Linked DNA regions of Homo sapiens: region 1 is linked to region 2. A link is a loop called in an ENCODE intact Hi-C map of the cell type or tissue named here. Cell type or tissue: CD14-positive monocyte. All regions are shown on one strand. Each heading gives the region's core, and the rest is flanking DNA. Links, peaks and the distances in the headings are about the cores only. Region 1 overlaps PLEKHH1 (pleckstrin homology, MyTH4 and FERM domain containing H1). Region 2 holds the start of RDH12 (retinol dehydrogenase 12).

Region 1 (8,336 bases), core at 323-8,322, 120 kb before region 2:
GTGAGGCCCCACGAAGCCACTGCCTACACGTGCCCACTCAGAGGCTCACAGCTGTGTGCTTGGACCCCCTGGATGTCAGGTGGTACCCAGCACCTCACTTTTACCCTTTCTTTCAGGGCCTATGCCATGCTTATAGGTTGAACCACACTTTTAAAGAGGCAGGTCCTTATGGTGCTCCTATAAGTAAAGGCCGTTGGATGGGATTTAAGATCAATCTTGTATTGTGGTCTGGGATTACTGTCCTGGGGGATAAGTGTTTGTAAGAATGTGCTCTAGCACTTTGATGCATATTTGGCTCCAGTGTTTGCTTGTCTTTAACAGGACAAAGGCTTCTATGGTCTTTTAACATTGCCTGGAAAAACTATGCCACATACCTTCTTTGCCAATGTCTGGGCATCTGTGAGGCTTTGTTACATGGTAGCCCTCTGGGCATATTTGTTGAAGAGGAGAATAGCAGTCAGTGGAATGGAAATGGAGCTGGTGTTCGAAGGCCATGGGGCTGCCTAGCCTCTGGGGAGGCCCCTCAGCTGGTGACACCAGCAGGGCAGATTTCTTGCTTTATTGCTCACCCTGTCCAGGGTTCCCTCTGTTTGTGAGGGAGCTGCTGCCACCTTGGGTCCAGGAAGCATGAAGCTCCGCAGGTCAGCCTCCTGGTGGGAGGACTTTTCCTTAGTTTTCTTTGCTCTTCTGCTCTGAGTCCAGCCCTGGCTGGACCTTGATCCCTTCTCTCCTTATCAGGAAATTTTCTGACTTTCTTCTTTTGCCTTTTCAAGATCTGTGATGCCATCTCCAAGTGGGAACAAGCCATGAAGGAGCTGCACCCCGGAAAGTCTGAGGGTGGGACACGCGTCGTGAAGCTGATGTACAAGAACAGGTCCTAAGCACTGCACGAGGGTGGGGCCAAACACAAGGGCTGCCACTGGGTGCCAGCTCATCGCCTCCTCGACTAGACAGCCTATCCAGACGGGGGGAGGGACCCACAGATATAACACTGCCTGGCAGTCACTAGCTGGGGTGCAGGCGGGCTCTGCTGCTGATACTCTGTGAAACCCTGGGCAGCTCAGGCCTTCTGTCAGCCTTCCCTATACTGCGTGTGCGTGTGTGTATATGCACACACACACACACACACACACACAAACATCTGCCAAGAAAACAGACCAGACCACCCTGGGCAACATGGCAAAACCCCACCTCTACAAAAAATGCAAAAATTAGCTGGGCATGGTGGCATGTACCTGTAGTCCCAGCTACTCAGGGGGGCTGAGGTGGGAGGATCACTTAAACCTGGGAGGTTGAGGCTGCAGTGAGCTGAGATCACGCCACTGCACTCCAGCCTGGGCAACAGAGTGAGACCCTGCCTCAAAAAAAAGAAAAGAATAGAAAATAGACCAACCTCATGGGATGGCTAAGTGTGTTACTTTATGAGAGTGAAATTTTGTATAAGCACCAGCTAGTTATAGCTAAAGACTAAGTACTTCCTATACCAATTCCAGGAAATACAGAAGTAGACATCCTGACTTTCTATCAATTTGAGTAAGAAAATCCCATCCCTCCATCTCAGTATGTCTCCAGGCAAATAGTTTCCAGTAGTCTCTTGGACTCTTACCTCATCCAGTCCCCTAATCTATAACTCCAGGTACCAGATTTCCCTTACTAAATCCAGTAAGCTTAATGGTATCTTCAGAATGAACCATGCCCTCCTGTTGGTATGAGATCAGCATGACCCTGCATCTGCTCTGTGTCATACTCGGTTATATGTTTCTGGAGGCAATACAAAATAGGCTCATAAATAGTGGGAAAAGAGTACTTTATCTTTTTGGAAATAAAGGTAACAGACCCAGAGAAAGCCCCATCCCTGTTTGGAATCCCTGCTGAGTCCTGGTTTCTTATTCTCTTCTTTGTAGGCTGTACTTTCGCAGTCAAGTCAAAGGGGAGACGGACCGAGAACGGCTGCTCCTTGCCTCTCAAACCAGTAGAGAGATAGTGGCAGGGAGGTTTCCTATCAACAAGGAATTGGCTCTTGAGATGGCTGCCCTGATGGCCCAGGTAAGGTTCTGTTCAGGAAGCAGGAGGGTCGGGTTGCCAGCTTAGAATGAATGCACCATGCAGCCTGAAACACAGGAGAGATTCTGCAGATCCTGTGGTGCTCAGGAGAGGGCAGCTTTGCCATCTCTGGGATGGAAAGCAGCTGACTTCTACAGATCAGAGCTCCTCACTCACCGCAGATATAGGATGCGTGCAGATGGCTGGACTTGGAATCCAGAGACCTGGGTTTGAGTCCTATATACCTTCCAACTATGAGGTCTTAGCCAAGTCACTTCACTTCTCTATGCTTTAGTTTCCTTCTCAGTATACCAAAATAAAAAATACTTGGCCGGGAGCAGTGGCTCATGCCTGTAATGTCAGCACTTTGCGAGGCCGAGGCGGGCAGATCACCTGAGGCCAGGAGTTCGTGACCAGCCTGACCAGTGAAACCCTGTCTCTACTGAAAAAAAATAAAATAAAATAAAATAAAAATAAAAATTAGCTGGGTGTGGTGGTGGGCGCCTGTAATCCCAGCTACTCGGCAGGCTGAGGCAGGAGAATCACTTGTACCTGGGAGGCAGAGGTTGCAGTGAGCCAAGATCATGCCATTGCACTACAGCCTAGGCGACAACAGCAAAACTCTGTCTCAAAACAAAACAAAACAAACAAACAAACAAAAACCTCTGCCAGCCTCCACAGGGTTGTACTAAGTATGATACCTGGATAATTGTATCATGTAATGTATGTGGTAAACTTCATAAACCATCAGACCTTCTAAGTAGACTTAGGAAGAGGAACACACATTCAGACTTGGACTCTCCTTCCCATTATATTTAGAAGGCCATCTTGCCAAAGGTATCTGGGATACCTTCATGACTCCCATAAGAGAGTCTGACACCTACTATATACCCACAAAAATTAAAAATTAAAAATTTTTAAAAAAGAATAAGAATCTGGATTTACATGCTGGAAAGGAAGAGGAAACAGTAATAGTTGATCTTTATAAATATCAATAGGAATACTCTCTAGGAGGCCCTGTACTAAGCATATATGCATCCTCCATTGTAGTTTTTATTCCCACCTAATAGATGAGGAAATTGAAGCTCAGAGAGTTTAAGTAACTTGATCAGGGACACAAAGCTGGGATTTGCGCCAGGTGTCCAACTCCAAAGGCCACATTTGGAACACTCTGCTGTACTCTAGGATCTGTAGCATCTTCAATTCTATAGCCCATATTTTTGGACTGGAAGCCAGAATTTCCACATTGTTTTCCCTTGTCGGCTACCAATTAACTGTGTCTTTGGAAAAGGCACTTCACCTCAGCTGCAAAATCAAAGTTGGTCGGTGATCTCTAATATTCGAGGGCCCTAAGTTTGTTTCTCTAGTGTCTATAAAACTTGAGATGAAGCGTTTTTCTAAAGTATTTTTCACAACCACTCGCACCCCACCAATAGGGTAATAAAGAAATGGTTTATTTCACCTCTCAACAGCCCCCACCTGGCCCATCCACTGTCAGATTTTGACTGGTCTCTTCATATGCTTCTACCACAGGTAGAATATGGGGACTTGGAGAAGCCTGCCCTGCCAGGCCCTGGAGGCACATCCCCTGCCAAGGCTCAGCATCTTCTCCAGCAGGTCCTAGACAGGTTCCACCCCAGGCGCTATAGACATGGGGCCCCCGCTGAACAGCTGAGGTAGGTAGGCTACAAGGTCTTGCAGCAAGTCACTGTGGGGAGGTCTCAGGCCTGGAATGAAGACACGTCGGCACTTCATTGGCACTATTTCTCTCCATCTGCCCACACCAGGCACCTGGCAGATATGTTGACCACAAAATGGGCAACATTGCAAGGATGCTCCCCTCCTGAGTGCATCCGCATCTACCTGACCGTGGCCAGGAAATGGCCTTTCTTTGGTGCTAAACTTTTTGCTGCTCAGGTAAGTGCCAGTGGAAGGAGCTGCCCACACCCTTAGGTGTGTCCCCAACTGCTCATGTTTGAGCCATACCAATTTGCAGCCCCTACCTCCATACCAGTAACCACCAGAGGTCACTATCCCTCCACTGTTTCTGGCCTAGTCCAGCTTTCCACAGTCCAGAGCAGAATTGTGATTGCTTATCTTCATTTGTCCTTTGTTGACTGCCCCAAAAGAAAAGATGTGATCAACTAATTCACACACACAAAGATTCAGACTTGAAATAACAGCCCTCTCAAGAGTGCTTTCATTTTTTTTAAAGTTTGAAAGAACAATGTATAACCTAAACAAATACATCTCCACTGGTTTGACATGGCATACAGGGGAATCAAATTACTTAGCCAACAGTTAATTTCACCTCTGTATGAAGGCCAGGTGGCCAACAGTAATTTCAGAAGGAACTTTTCTTCACTGGGTGTCTGTTGTGCATAAACTTTATAGATAATTACAGCTCAAAGCTGGGCAGTGATCCTGTTTACTGAAGCCACAGATCGGAAAATGGCCATTCATTCATTCAACAAATAGTTGAGCTCCTACTATGTCCAGTGCTGGTTGTTTGAGGTTATAAGAAGTGAGAAAATCAGACACAGTCCTTGCCTTCCTGGAGCTTCCCATCTAGTGCAGGAGATGTATATTCATCAAATAATCGTATTCATTTTTTTCTCTATGTATTTAATATATATTTATAAGCCATCACAAATGCTATGAAGATGTACAGAGGTGTTATAAAGGCATATAACAGGGACCCACTTGGTCTGGGAGCTTAGGAAAAGCTTCTGAAAAAGGTGGCATGTCCAATGTCTATCTGCCTCCCTTTGGGTTAAGAGAGAGATTTTCTGGATTACCATACTGTAGTCCTGGCAGTGAAAATTAGTCATTACAGGAATGTCCACTAAATAGTCACTTTCTTACTGATAGGGCCTAAAGCCACAGGACTGCATTCTTGCTTTCCTATTTCTTTTACAGCACCTAGGAGATTGGCTGAAGTCAGAAGCACTTCGGCTTGGAGACTATAGGTGGAATGCCGTGTTTCCAAGACTAGGAGAAAACCAGCTGTTCCCCATTCCCCTAACAGAGCAGCTAGGGCTGGCCTCTATTCTGTAGCACAGAGCTTTCCATCCAGTGTGCTGTGGCAGCATGGGTTCTAGGGACATCAAAAGAATGATCGCCTCTGCCTTTGAGATGGTTAGTAGGTGGCCAGAGCCCCAAGGCCAAGGGTCTCCTGTCACAAGCAGCCTTGTCTATTTCCTGCATACACTGTACAAATATCATCTTTGTTTTCCAAGATGAGGTGGCTGGAAATCACTGCTTAGCAGATCCCTGGATGTGCCTTCTTTCTCAGAAAGTTATTATAGTTCAAAATCTCTAACTATGGATATATCTGATGGGTTGTTTCTGTTTCCCCAGCCTGCCCAGCTGTCTTCCAAGGAGAACGCTCTGGTGTGGATTGCTGTGAATGAGGATGGCGTCAGCATCCTGGACCACAACACTATGGTATGAAAGGATGCAGGCTGCTCCCTGACCCCTCCTCTTCCTCAACATGGTCTTTTCTTCTCCTCTGTGGACTCAAAAGCCTGAACCAAGTGACCATGGCTGCCCTACCCCCACTCCTGCCCAAGCACCAGTCCTCTAGTCTAGACACTGCTTGTAGATATTCAAGATGGAGATCTCCAAATTATGACCACTTGGGAGTTCTCCTTTCCTGTGCCTAGAAGAGACAGGGGATGCTGGTTCCTAGCTCAGGGGACAGGTGGAAAGTTTCCCCACAACTGACTGGTTCCTTTCCACAGCAAGTGCACATCACTTACCCCTACTCTTCAGTGACAACGTTTGGTGGCTGCAGGGATGACTTCATGCTTGTGATTAGATCTATCCCAGACAAGAGCTCTGGAAAAAGCCACATTGAGAAGTTGATCTTCCGGATGGCTGCTCCCAAGGTAGGTCTGACAGCTGTTAAAACGTTCTACTCTGGCAAGATGTGGTGGGCTTGGAGCTTAGAAAGGAAACTGGGGTTATGCTAGTGCTCTGCAAGGGCCCTGCCCAGATAAAATTGTTGGTCTTGTCTGTAATTAGTATTCCAAAGGTTCAGGTGGTGTTGCATCTCCGTATCAATGTTCAGCTAGTAGGTAAAGGGACATATTTGGAGGGAACTAACTCTGGCCTAGCTACTATTATGCTCTTCACTTTTTCTTTTTTATTCTCTCAAGCCCCAGCATCATGCAGTCCTCAGTTGGGTGCTTACGTGCTCTTCTCTTCCTTGCAGCAGTCCTCAAGGCAGGGCAGATTCCTCTTTAAGGTGCTCGCATGTTACCCCTGGGTTCTGCTGACCCAACATTAGCTACAAAGTGGGACAGTCCCACAGTGCTCCCTCTTCCTTGTTGTGGGGAAGACCGCAAAAAGACCTCTTTTGCTTTAGTGACTTTGTTCCTACTCAATACAGGAAGTGTTGACCAGCAAAAATAATAATTACAAAGGCTAAGTTCTGATTTATTGTTCCTGACTCCCGTGTGATTAACTGGAAACCCTGTTGTTCTCCTTTTTAATCCTAAAGTTAGAGTTTGCCAAACCTACTCCTCCTTTAATACCACCCCTGCTAAAGGGGAGGATCTCCAGATCCCTTTCTTAAGAAGGCCCCTTCCCTGGTTGTAGAGCTAACCAGAGCAGAACACTGGGCCTCCTTTTCTCAGAAGGGCACTGTGCATCTGAGAGGATCTCCAGACCAACAGGAGCCCACACCACTGGGCCTCTGAACAGCACAGTTATGATTCCCTTTGGATATTTTCTCCCAGGTGGGTATTTTAAGAGATTAAATAAACTGAGGCCCAGGAACTCAGCATAAGAGCTAATAAGTAAGAAAGCCAGGATTCAAGCCAAGGCTAGTTCAATTCCTTCACATCTCTGACCTCCTCTTAGATTGCAGAAGCTACCTTCATCATGGCCAGCTATATGAACCATTGCACTACAACTGTGAACCCCCCCACCAACCCACCCGGAGCCTGCCAGCTGTGGGAACTGGATGGACGACAGTTCTTTTCTTCTGTTTCCTGTGCTACCAAGGGGCCAACGTTGCTGTGAATATTTCTCCTACCCGATTCCCCAACACCACTAGTGCCTCTGGATTTAGAGATATATATCCTAGGGTATGATACTACTGTGACGGGTCTAACAGCCCCCGGCTACTCTTGTTCTGTGAAATGTGTATTTTAGTCTCTGTGAAGCCTTTACTCTCTAGGTGCCTTATAATGTTTCAGGGCTCAACTTTTTAAAATCCAGACCCAGTGTTAAAACCATTTATTCCTTTTTTCATAAGAATAATGACTCCAGATGCTACCTGATTCTAGACATAGACAGGGATGATCCACTGTTACTGAGGGCATCAGTGCTATAAGTTAAGGCTTTCTGCACTGGTACTCTCAAGGAAGCTAATTTTCTTTCTGGGGGGGGCGGGGGACACAGTGTCACTATGTCACCCAGTCCACAGGGTTCAAGCAATTCTCCTGCCTCAGCCTTCGGAGTGGCTGGGATTACAGGTGTGCGCCACCATGCCCGGCTAATTTTTGTATTTTTAGTAGAGACGGGGTTTCACCATGTTGGCCAGGCTGGTCTCGAACTCCTGACCTCAGGTGATCTGCCCACTTTGGCCTCCCAAAGTGCTGGGATTACAGGCATGAGCCATCGCCCAGCCCAGAAGCTAATTTTTTAATATTGTATATGGTCTTATTTATACTTGAAGTTTTGTGAACGTCGCTAAACAGGATAGGACTAAAATTTCCAATTCTCCTACACTCTGTCAGAAGCCTAGAACTCACTAAACTGGGCTGCCTTTCCCAAATGGGAAAGGTGCTGACAGAGTTGGAGAAAAAAGAATAGACTCATTTTTCCCCATTATTGGTATGTAGGCATTGGTACAGCCCCTTCTGGGGCAGTCTTTGCAGGATAACATGCTATACCTGCTAAGATTCAAGCTGTTTTCCTCACACTGGACTTTAGGCCAAACCCAGTACCACGCAATGTGCAAGCAAGGGCAGGAGGTAGGTCCAATCTGACCCCTCCCTGTCTCATTTTAATGACTGGACAGCGCTCGGTGAAGGCTGTGTTCACTGTAGTGGGCCATCATTTGTTTCCTTCTTCTTGTAAAAGACCAAGCAAATGCACTCTGCTTTTTGCTGCTGTAAGACCACCAAAAATGAGTCAGAAACACAGAAGACTATTTCAGGCATGTGGGCCTGGATATGCTCCTTGAGACTTCTGGCAAACTTCTGCTGGGAATTAGTTTGAGGGTGAGGGTACATATGTGACATTTGCCCTAGCCTAAGAGTAGCAGGTAAAAAAAAGTTTCT
Region 2 (8,336 bases), core at 57-8,056:
TTTAAGACAATGTTATTTTAACATAGAGGACCAAAATCTCAATCTTTAGAAACACTTATAACTTTTTTTTGATTATAGCCAACTTAATCACATATACATTTAAAAAAATTTTAAAGAACTTTATTATAATTTCTTTTTTTTTTTTTTTTTTTTTTGAGATGGAGTCTGTTGCCCAGGCTGGAGTACAGTGTCACTATCTTGGCTCACTGCAAACTCCGCATTCCAGGTTCAAGTGATTCTCCCGCCTCAGCCTCCCGAGTAGCTGGGACTACAGGCATGCGCCACCATACCTGGCTACTTTTTGTATTTTTAGTAGAGATGAGGTTTCACCATTTTGGCTGTGCTGGTCTCGAACTCCTGACCTTGTGATCCGCCCACTTCAGCCTCCCAAAGTGCTGGGATTACAGGCATGAGTCACCACGCCAGGCCTATTATGATTTCTGTAGACTATTTATGACATGTTTGAACTTTTGTTTTGCCCTACCCTTTCTCTTTTATAATTAACCTGTCATTTTGCTTTAGGAAAATAATTTACCATGTAATAAATTATTATCATGCAGTGGCATGATCAGCTCATCGTAACCTCAACTCCTGGGCACAAGCAATCCTCCCTTCTCAGCTTCCTGAGTGGCCAGGACTACAGGTAAGTGCCACCATGCCAGACTAATTTTCAAAATTTTTGTAGAGACAGTATCTCACTGTGTTGTAGAGACAGTGTCTCACTATGTTGCTTAGGCTTGTCTTGAACTCCTGATCTCAAATGATCCACCTGCCTTGGCCTCCTAAAGCATTAGGATAACAGTCATGAACCACTGTGCCCAGCTTTTTTAAAAATTTAATATATATATATTTTTTAAATGGAGATGAGATCTCATTATGTTGCCCAGGCTGGTCTCAAACTCCTGAGCTCAAGTGATTCTCCCACCTTAGGGTCCCAAAGTGCTAGGATTACACACATGAGCCACCATGCCTGGCCTGTGCTCAGTTTTTTAAGTTTTTTTCTATTAACCATTTTTATAGCCTGTGAATGTCAGATATTTACCTAAGCAAGAAATTTAAAGTTAAATACATGGGTATTTTGTTGATAACTCAGAAGGTTTAGCTGTATTTCTTAAACCAACAATATTAAATTAGTCTTACTTATAAAAAAAATCACACAAAGATTATTTTGGTTTTGGCTGGGTTCATAGTTTTTTACCTTTGTGCCAAATCCTGACCCTGTAAAATATTTAATAAGACAAGTATAAATCTGACCATAAATCTAGGCAAATATGTATGTTGACAATTTTGAAGACATTTTAATATTTATTTTACTAATAATTTTAAAGCCAGTTTATTTATTAAAGAATTACTTAAGTCATGTGAACTTGGAAAACCTTTGGGCTTACTAATTTATGAGTGCTCATTTATCTATAAGTCAATTGGGTATCATGTAGATACAACATATAACATATTACATGTATATATGTAAACACATCTAAACACACATATATATGCACAAATAGAGATCTTATACCTTTATTTTTTGATTTGTCTTTTGAAACAGGGCCTCACTCTGTTGCCCAGGGTAGAGAGCAGTGGTATGACCATGGCTCACTGCAGCCTGGACCTCCCAGGCTCAAGTGATTCTCCCACCTCAGCCTCCTGAGTACCTGGGACTACAGGTGCGTGCCGCCATGCCCAGCTAACTTAAAAAAGTTTTTTTTTTGTAGAGTCAGAGTCTCACTATGTTGCCAGGGCTGGTCTTGAGCTCCTGGGCGCAAATGATCCTCCTACCTTGGCCTCCCAAAGTGCTGGGACTGCTGGCATGAGTCACCTCATCTGGCCCTTATAGTTTTCATTTTAGAATTTTAGTCATGAGATAGTAATACAAACTCACCAGTTTATAAAAGATAGTTGGATCTAAATTATTTTTGGAAAAAATTGGGACCTGTTAGTTCACATGGCTAAATTTTATTTGTCCCAATAGGTAATCTAATGAAGGCTGTGAGCCAAAATTTTTGGGTAAGGTAGTTCGATGGCAGTTTTATTTTAAAAATCTTTTATCCTTTTATTCAGTTTCAAATGAGTTTAGAGTTAGGTTTTTAATGTTAACATTTTAGCTTGAACTGGCTGAATCGTATAAGAAAAACAAAATTTCTAAGTCTTCTTAAGTTAGTAATACTATAAACAGTGAGCTTTATCTCAACACAAGTAGAAAAGTCAGTAGTTTCAAAGTAGGCAGAAAAAATATATAGAGGTAGACAGAGAACTTAGACGATCCTACATGTTAACTCTGTAGTTCTGGGTGGACCACTTGAGTTCTAATCTGTCTATTATTTTAAGATGTGCACAACAATGGGCCATAATATGTATCTAGCTGGAGTCTCAGAAAACCCAGTATGTCTTTTTTTATTTTTCCGAGACAGAGTTTCACTCTGTTGCCCAGGCTGGAGTGCAGTGGCATGATCACAGCTCATTGCAACCTCTCTCTCCTGGTCTCAAGTGATCCCCCAACTTCAGCCTCCCTAATAGCTGGGACTACAGGTGCATACCACCGTGCCTGGCTAATTTTTGCATTTTTTGGGTAGAGATGGGGTTTTGCCATGTTGCCCAGGCTGGTCTCAAACTCCTAGACTCAAGTGTTCTTCCCACCTCAGCATCCCAAAGTGCTGGGATTACAGGCGTGAGCCACTGTGCTTGGCCTGGCATGTCTTAATGTTTGAGAATCTCATTTTTAAAATATTAATCTCTCAGTTTAGAAAAACTGTTGGATTCGTATTTTTATGATCTCAGTAGTTCTATTTTCATTCTGCAGTTGTTTTGTTTGTTCCCCTTGTTTTAAATTTAAATATATTTCCCCCTTTTGAGGGAAGGAAATGTGTGTATTGTGAAATTCTAAAAAATCTGTGCCTAAGAGGTGTATGGGAGCCAGGAGAACAAACAGGAAGAGCTGAGTTCTGATTACGGGGGTAGAAGGAGGAGGAGCAGCTAGAGGCAAAAAGGAGAAAGCCTCCTAAATCATTAAAATTTTCAAATCGTTTCACATATCTTTTTTACCTCTTGAATTGAGGCATTTTTAAAATAATTTTTTTAGAAGCTTGTAGGTGTTATTGGAAGTAAATCTTCCATTCAATTTGTCTGTATCTAAAACCAGCTTTTTTTCAACTGTGTGTGCAAATAAATTATCTTAGGCATTTTCGGAACAGCTCCATTTTGGCCACTGCTGCTTATAACCACCCTGGGTTAGGGGATCTACTGCTTATCTAGGCACTTGCAAGTGGAAGGATGGTAAGTATTATACCTAAAACTCAGCAGGTGTCTTAGAGTGCACTTCCCATTTTAGCTTTGTGTGAGGACAAGTTATGGAGTAGAGTAAGAGTGCCCTCATGCGACTGGAAAAGGAAAAAGCTAAGGAAAGGTCTCACCCCAAATCACCAGGGAAACAATTTACAAAGCTTCTATTTTACCCTGCCCTAGTATTTAACAAAAGCCCTTATCTTGAATTCATAGCAGCAGCTCTCGTTCTGAGACAGTCATTGTACCACGTAGCCAAGGAGGAAACCAGCTTTAATAAACCAGAACATCAACCAAGACAGGAACTTCATTGATTTCAGGAGGAACTCATCTGTAGCACTCAGCAGGGGCATCTAAGTCCAGGAACACAATGGATTTTGTGCTGGCACATGCACAAAGGTTGGAAGCAGGTCTAGGTAGTCCAGGGAGGTCACTCTGAAATCCTGTCAGCTATGCCATTTTGTTGATGGAAATTAAGGCTGTTGAGGCAGAAATAAATTGATAAAGGTTTATTGGAAGCCAAATGTGAGGATCAATCTGGGAAGACACGCCAATAAAGCTGGGTGTATTCCAAAGTCTGTCGTTAGAAGTTGGAATGATTTTATAAGAAAGTTTAGAAGAAGGGATGGAGACTCTTCATACTGGAGTTGTCCTTTTTCATTGAATGGCACAATACAGAGGTTACAGTCCTTGGCTACAGATGACAACATACAAGTTAAAATGTCCATGTTTAAGACAATCAGTAACACTTCATGATTCAGAAACAAATCAGTGTCCTTTTCAGTGTCAGTAGGTTACATATTAATGTGTACGTCAACAGTTTGAGAAATTTTCAATAAGATTTGAGAGACTCATCGTAAGATTCTTTACTCAGAAATGCTATGTAAGCCATGAATCATAAGACTTGCCCCAGGTAGGCTAATTTGGAAGACTGCCAAACGTGACCTGTAGGTTATCACAACTAAATGCAATGTGGGGTCCTGAATTCAATCCTGGACCAGAAATAGGACATTAGTGAGAAAACTGGTGAAATTAGAATAAAGCCATTAGTTTAGTTAGTGGTGTTGTACCAATGTTAATTTCCTGGTTTTGATCATTGTTCTAAGGTTATTTAAAATGTTGACATTTGGGGAAGCTGAGTGAAAAGTATGCAGGAATTTTTTGTATTATTTTTGCAATTTTTTGTAATATTTCAAAATAAGATGTTTTAAAAGACACATTTGATCAACCATGACAGAGGAAAGGCTGAATTATCTTTTTATTTTCCCTAGGGAAAATGATATTTACAAAATAATTTTTATAGGAGGAGGCACTCAAAAAGTATACAGCCAAAAATATAAGAAAAAAATATCATTAACTATGTCAAGCAGTTAATTAGTAAAGATATCAGGTGCAGTGGCATGTGCCTATAGTTCCAGTTACTTGGGAGGATGAGGTAGAAAGATCCCTTTAGCCTAGACGTTCTGGGCTTGTAGTGTATTGTGCCAATCAGGTGTCCACATTAAGTTCAGCATCAATATAGTGACCTCCTGGGAGCAGGGGACCACCAGGTTACCTAAGAAGGAGAGAACTGGCCCAGGTCAGAAACAGAGCAAGTCAAAATACAGGCGCTGATCAGTCGCAAGATAGTGCCTATGAACAGCCACTACACTCCAGCCTGGGCAACATAGCAATGCACGTCTCTAATTTTAAAAATAAAATAAAAATATAATGTCATTTTCTGGATTTTGTGATATTTGTAGTGTGAACCCAGAAAATTTGTGACAGGTCTCAGTTAATTTAGAAAGTTTATTTTCCAAGGTTGAGGACGTGTCCCCACGACACAGCCTTCGGAGGGCCTGACAACATATGTCCAAGGTGGTCAGAACACAGTTTGGTTTTATACATTCTAGGGAGACACGGGACATCAATCAACATATGGAAAATGAACATCGGTTTGGTCTGGAAAGGAGGGACAGCTCGAAGCATGGAATGGGCTTCCAGGTCACAGGAAGATGAGACACAAACAGGGGCATTCTTTTGAGTTTCTGTTTAGCCTTTTCAAAGGAGGCAATCAGATACGCATTTATCTTAGTGAGCAGAGGGATGACTTTGAATAGAATGGGAAGCAGGTTTGCCCTAAACAGTTCCCAGCTTGAATTTTCCCTTTGGCTTTGTGATTTTGGGGGCCGAGATCTTTTCCTTTCACATTTTCTCCACCCTTTAAAAAAAATCTTCTGGAGAAAGCATTTTAGAAGAAAATGAGTCTCTGGTCCCAGCTTTTTTCTAATCTCTCTTGGTTAGGATGGTTCGTTCCTAGACAGGTAGGTCCTAAGTTATTAGCAAAGCTCATTTTTAGAAGGTTGTGAAGTCTCATGTCCTATGCAGAGAAATTAGGGGGAGGAAGGGATACAAACAACAATAAACAAAAGAAAAATCCTGGAAAATTGATATAGGCCACATTACTCTGTAGTCCATACATCAGTAGGCAGGTATGAAAGCGGTTTATGTATGTAAATAGGTTGCTGTTATTTTCTTCTGAAGTTTAAGTTGTCTAGCTTCAGTTTGCAGAGCTTTACGAAAGCACAACTTAGTTTTTTAGTGACTCCAAATTAGGAAAAATGGGGAAAAAAGAAGGAAAACAATTGAAAACATTATTTTGAAGACTTGTAGCCAACAAAAATTAGAATTCAGTCCAAACTGTAGAAAACAATAAAAATTGCAAAACATTAGGCAAGACTAAAATCTAACAATAGGTGTACTACACTTTTTGAAACAATCTTTTCTCTCTCCAGTTTCCCATTTTTACTAAAGACAAATTATGGTAGGACTTGTTTGCTTTATTATACTTGGCCTAATTATTTGTATACAGAGCAGCAAGAATATATATATATTTTTTGAGATGGAGTCTCACTCTGCTGCCCAGGCTGGAGTGCAGTGGCGTGATCTCAGCTCACTGCAACCTCCACCTCCTGGGTTCAAGTGATTCTCCTGCCTCAGCTTCCCAAGTAGCTGGGATTACAGGTATGTGCTTTCACACCCAGCTAATTTTTATATTTTTAGTAGAGATGGGATTTCACCATGTTGGCCAGGCTGGTAAGAATAATTATTTTTTACATAGGCTTTTAAATTGGCTTTGATGAAACTGTGTTCTGTAGAAAGAATCTCAGATAAGACTTCTTTAAAGCTGAGCCCAGCCGTGGATTTGTGCTATCAAATACCTATGAATTGAGTTAACCTCTCCTCTTGAGGTTCCAAGGTAAACTTGGGGCTCCTGGGCCTGTCAGAAAGTGACATTCTTTACCTACCACAGATCAGGAACCCTGTACAGGGGCTGTGTAGATAAAGGTAAGAGGCCAATTTTTCCAAGGGGCTATCTTGGTTCCAGAAGTCAAGTTTGATTCCAAGGGAAAGCACACCATTCCAGTCAAAGTCTTGATAAAATAACCAGTTTCTCCAATTGTGTCCTGTTACAAATGGAAACAGATTCTTACTGCACTTACGTAAATAGCTGTATTGTTATAAGTTACAAATACTCACAAATAATTTCCAAATTCTGGAGAAATTAGGCAGAGAGACACAAATATGCCCCAAGTTTTGTTCATGGGAGTATACTTTAGTCAATTGCTAAAAGCTGTAAATAGCTTAAAAGAAAAGTTTTCTTGACTCTGAAAAACAAAAAAAAGGATCAGCAACGTTTTAAGCAAAAAGTTAAAAATATTACTTTAGTCTTCTATCAGTTTAGTTTATGCAGTTAATCCTGTTCTGCTTGATATTCGTGAACACTTCAGCTCTCCATGAGAGTCCTGAAAGTTTTTTCCTCTATTCTAAGGTTACAATCTCCAAAGTTATCAGAAACCTGCATTTAAGAACACCTGTTAGAGTTCTATAGCTGATTATAAAACCACCTTCTAAGGAGGACCAAAACAAGACAACAATTGTCTGTGGATGATGAAAGGTTTTAGGGCAGCCATAAAGAAACAATTGACAAGGAAATTTGTTATCTCTGTGGCATATGATAATTTAACATAACAATTATAATTATTACTGATAATGTACACTAAGTCATACCAAAATTACAGGAGTTTCCCATGATTTTGGAACACATACCAGTAACATATTTATACAAATACAGCCCAAAGAAAACCAAACACCATTTCATATTTGACTATGCTTCCTGTATAATTTTTATACCAAATAAGCCAAATATGTCATTTTCGGACTCTAGGGAACCTATTAATAATACCTTTTTTTTTTTTTTTTTGAGAGGGAGTCTCATTCTGTCGCCAAGCTGGAGTGCAGTGGTGCAATCTTGGCTCACGGCAACCTCTGCCCCTCAGGTTCAAGTGATTCTCCTGCCTCAGCCTCACGAGTAGCTGGGACTACAGGCATGCGCCACCACACCCAGCTAATTTTTGTATTTTTAGTAAAGATGGGGTTTCACCACGTTGGCCAGGATGGTCTCGATCTTTTGACCTCATGATCCGCTGGCCTTGGCTTCCCAAAGTGCTGGGATTACAGGTGTGAGCCACTGTGCCAGGCCCAACAATATCTTAAAGGATTAATTAGGTCAGAAAAAGACATAATTTATAGTTTGATTTTGGAAAGTTTGTCAAATATCAAAGGTTTAAAACACTTGATATCACAAAATAGAATTAATAGGTCATTGTGAAATAAGTTATTCATTTAACCAAAGTGATAACTCAAGGATTTCCCCAAAAAAGGTGAAAACCTTCATTCTTTGAGAGAGGAGACTTAATTTTCCAAACAATAAGCCCTAATAAAAACAGCATGAAGCCAATTAAATTCATTTTTCAAAATTTTATAAACAATCTATAACATTTTAATCTTGACCATAAGATATAACTTTCATAAGCCTTTCATAACCTTTATAACCTTTAGGAGTTGGTTAATGCTTCAAGAAAACCTTGTTAATCTGACACAGGGGCCCATATGCTGGTCTTGCATCAGTGTGCCTTTGACATTAATGATTAACATGTAGAGAAACAGAACTTGTTTTATCTCTTAAAATTGGCCCTCACAATCTCACATGCCCATCTCTTCTGTGATAGTCCCTGGGC

Evidence for each region. Peaks named below come from ENCODE experiments on the same cell type or tissue, not always from the same donor. Only the 100,000 strongest peaks of a DNase experiment are listed, where the experiment ranks them.
Region 1: it touches region 2 in a loop (10-fold over the local background); 76 of 110 quality-filtered maps call a loop at or near these places.

What each region holds. Positions count from the first base shown.
Region 1 is chr14:67,580,165-67,588,500 of GRCh38, forward strand. PLEKHH1 (pleckstrin homology, MyTH4 and FERM domain containing H1) reads left to right here. Exons shown (of 29, transcript NM_020715.3): 23 at 774-874; 24 at 1,905-2,046; 25 at 3,577-3,719; 26 at 3,831-3,960; 27 at 5,404-5,490; 28 at 5,787-5,933; 29 at 6,910-8,336. The coding sequence ends at 7,071. It also overlaps a transcript of GPHN not described here. Among named protein-coding and RNA genes, the nearest start is that of PIGH, 16 kb to the right of the region's middle. RefSeq lists a silencer at 4,115-4,164. In CD14-positive monocyte, for the core only: CTCF peaks have their summits at 4,040 (motif pointing right) and 4,240; a DNase peak (open chromatin) is centred at 4,067.
Region 2 is chr14:67,701,293-67,709,628 of GRCh38, forward strand. It overlaps RDH12 (retinol dehydrogenase 12), which reads left to right and starts at 594. Exons shown (of 9, transcript NM_152443.3): 1 at 594-643. It also overlaps a transcript of GPHN not described here and the pseudogene RN7SL369P. In CD14-positive monocyte, for the core only: CTCF peaks have their summits at 3,355 and 3,573; DNase peaks (open chromatin) are centred at 2,909 and 3,349; H3K4me3 peaks cover 958 bases; H3K27ac peaks cover 858 bases.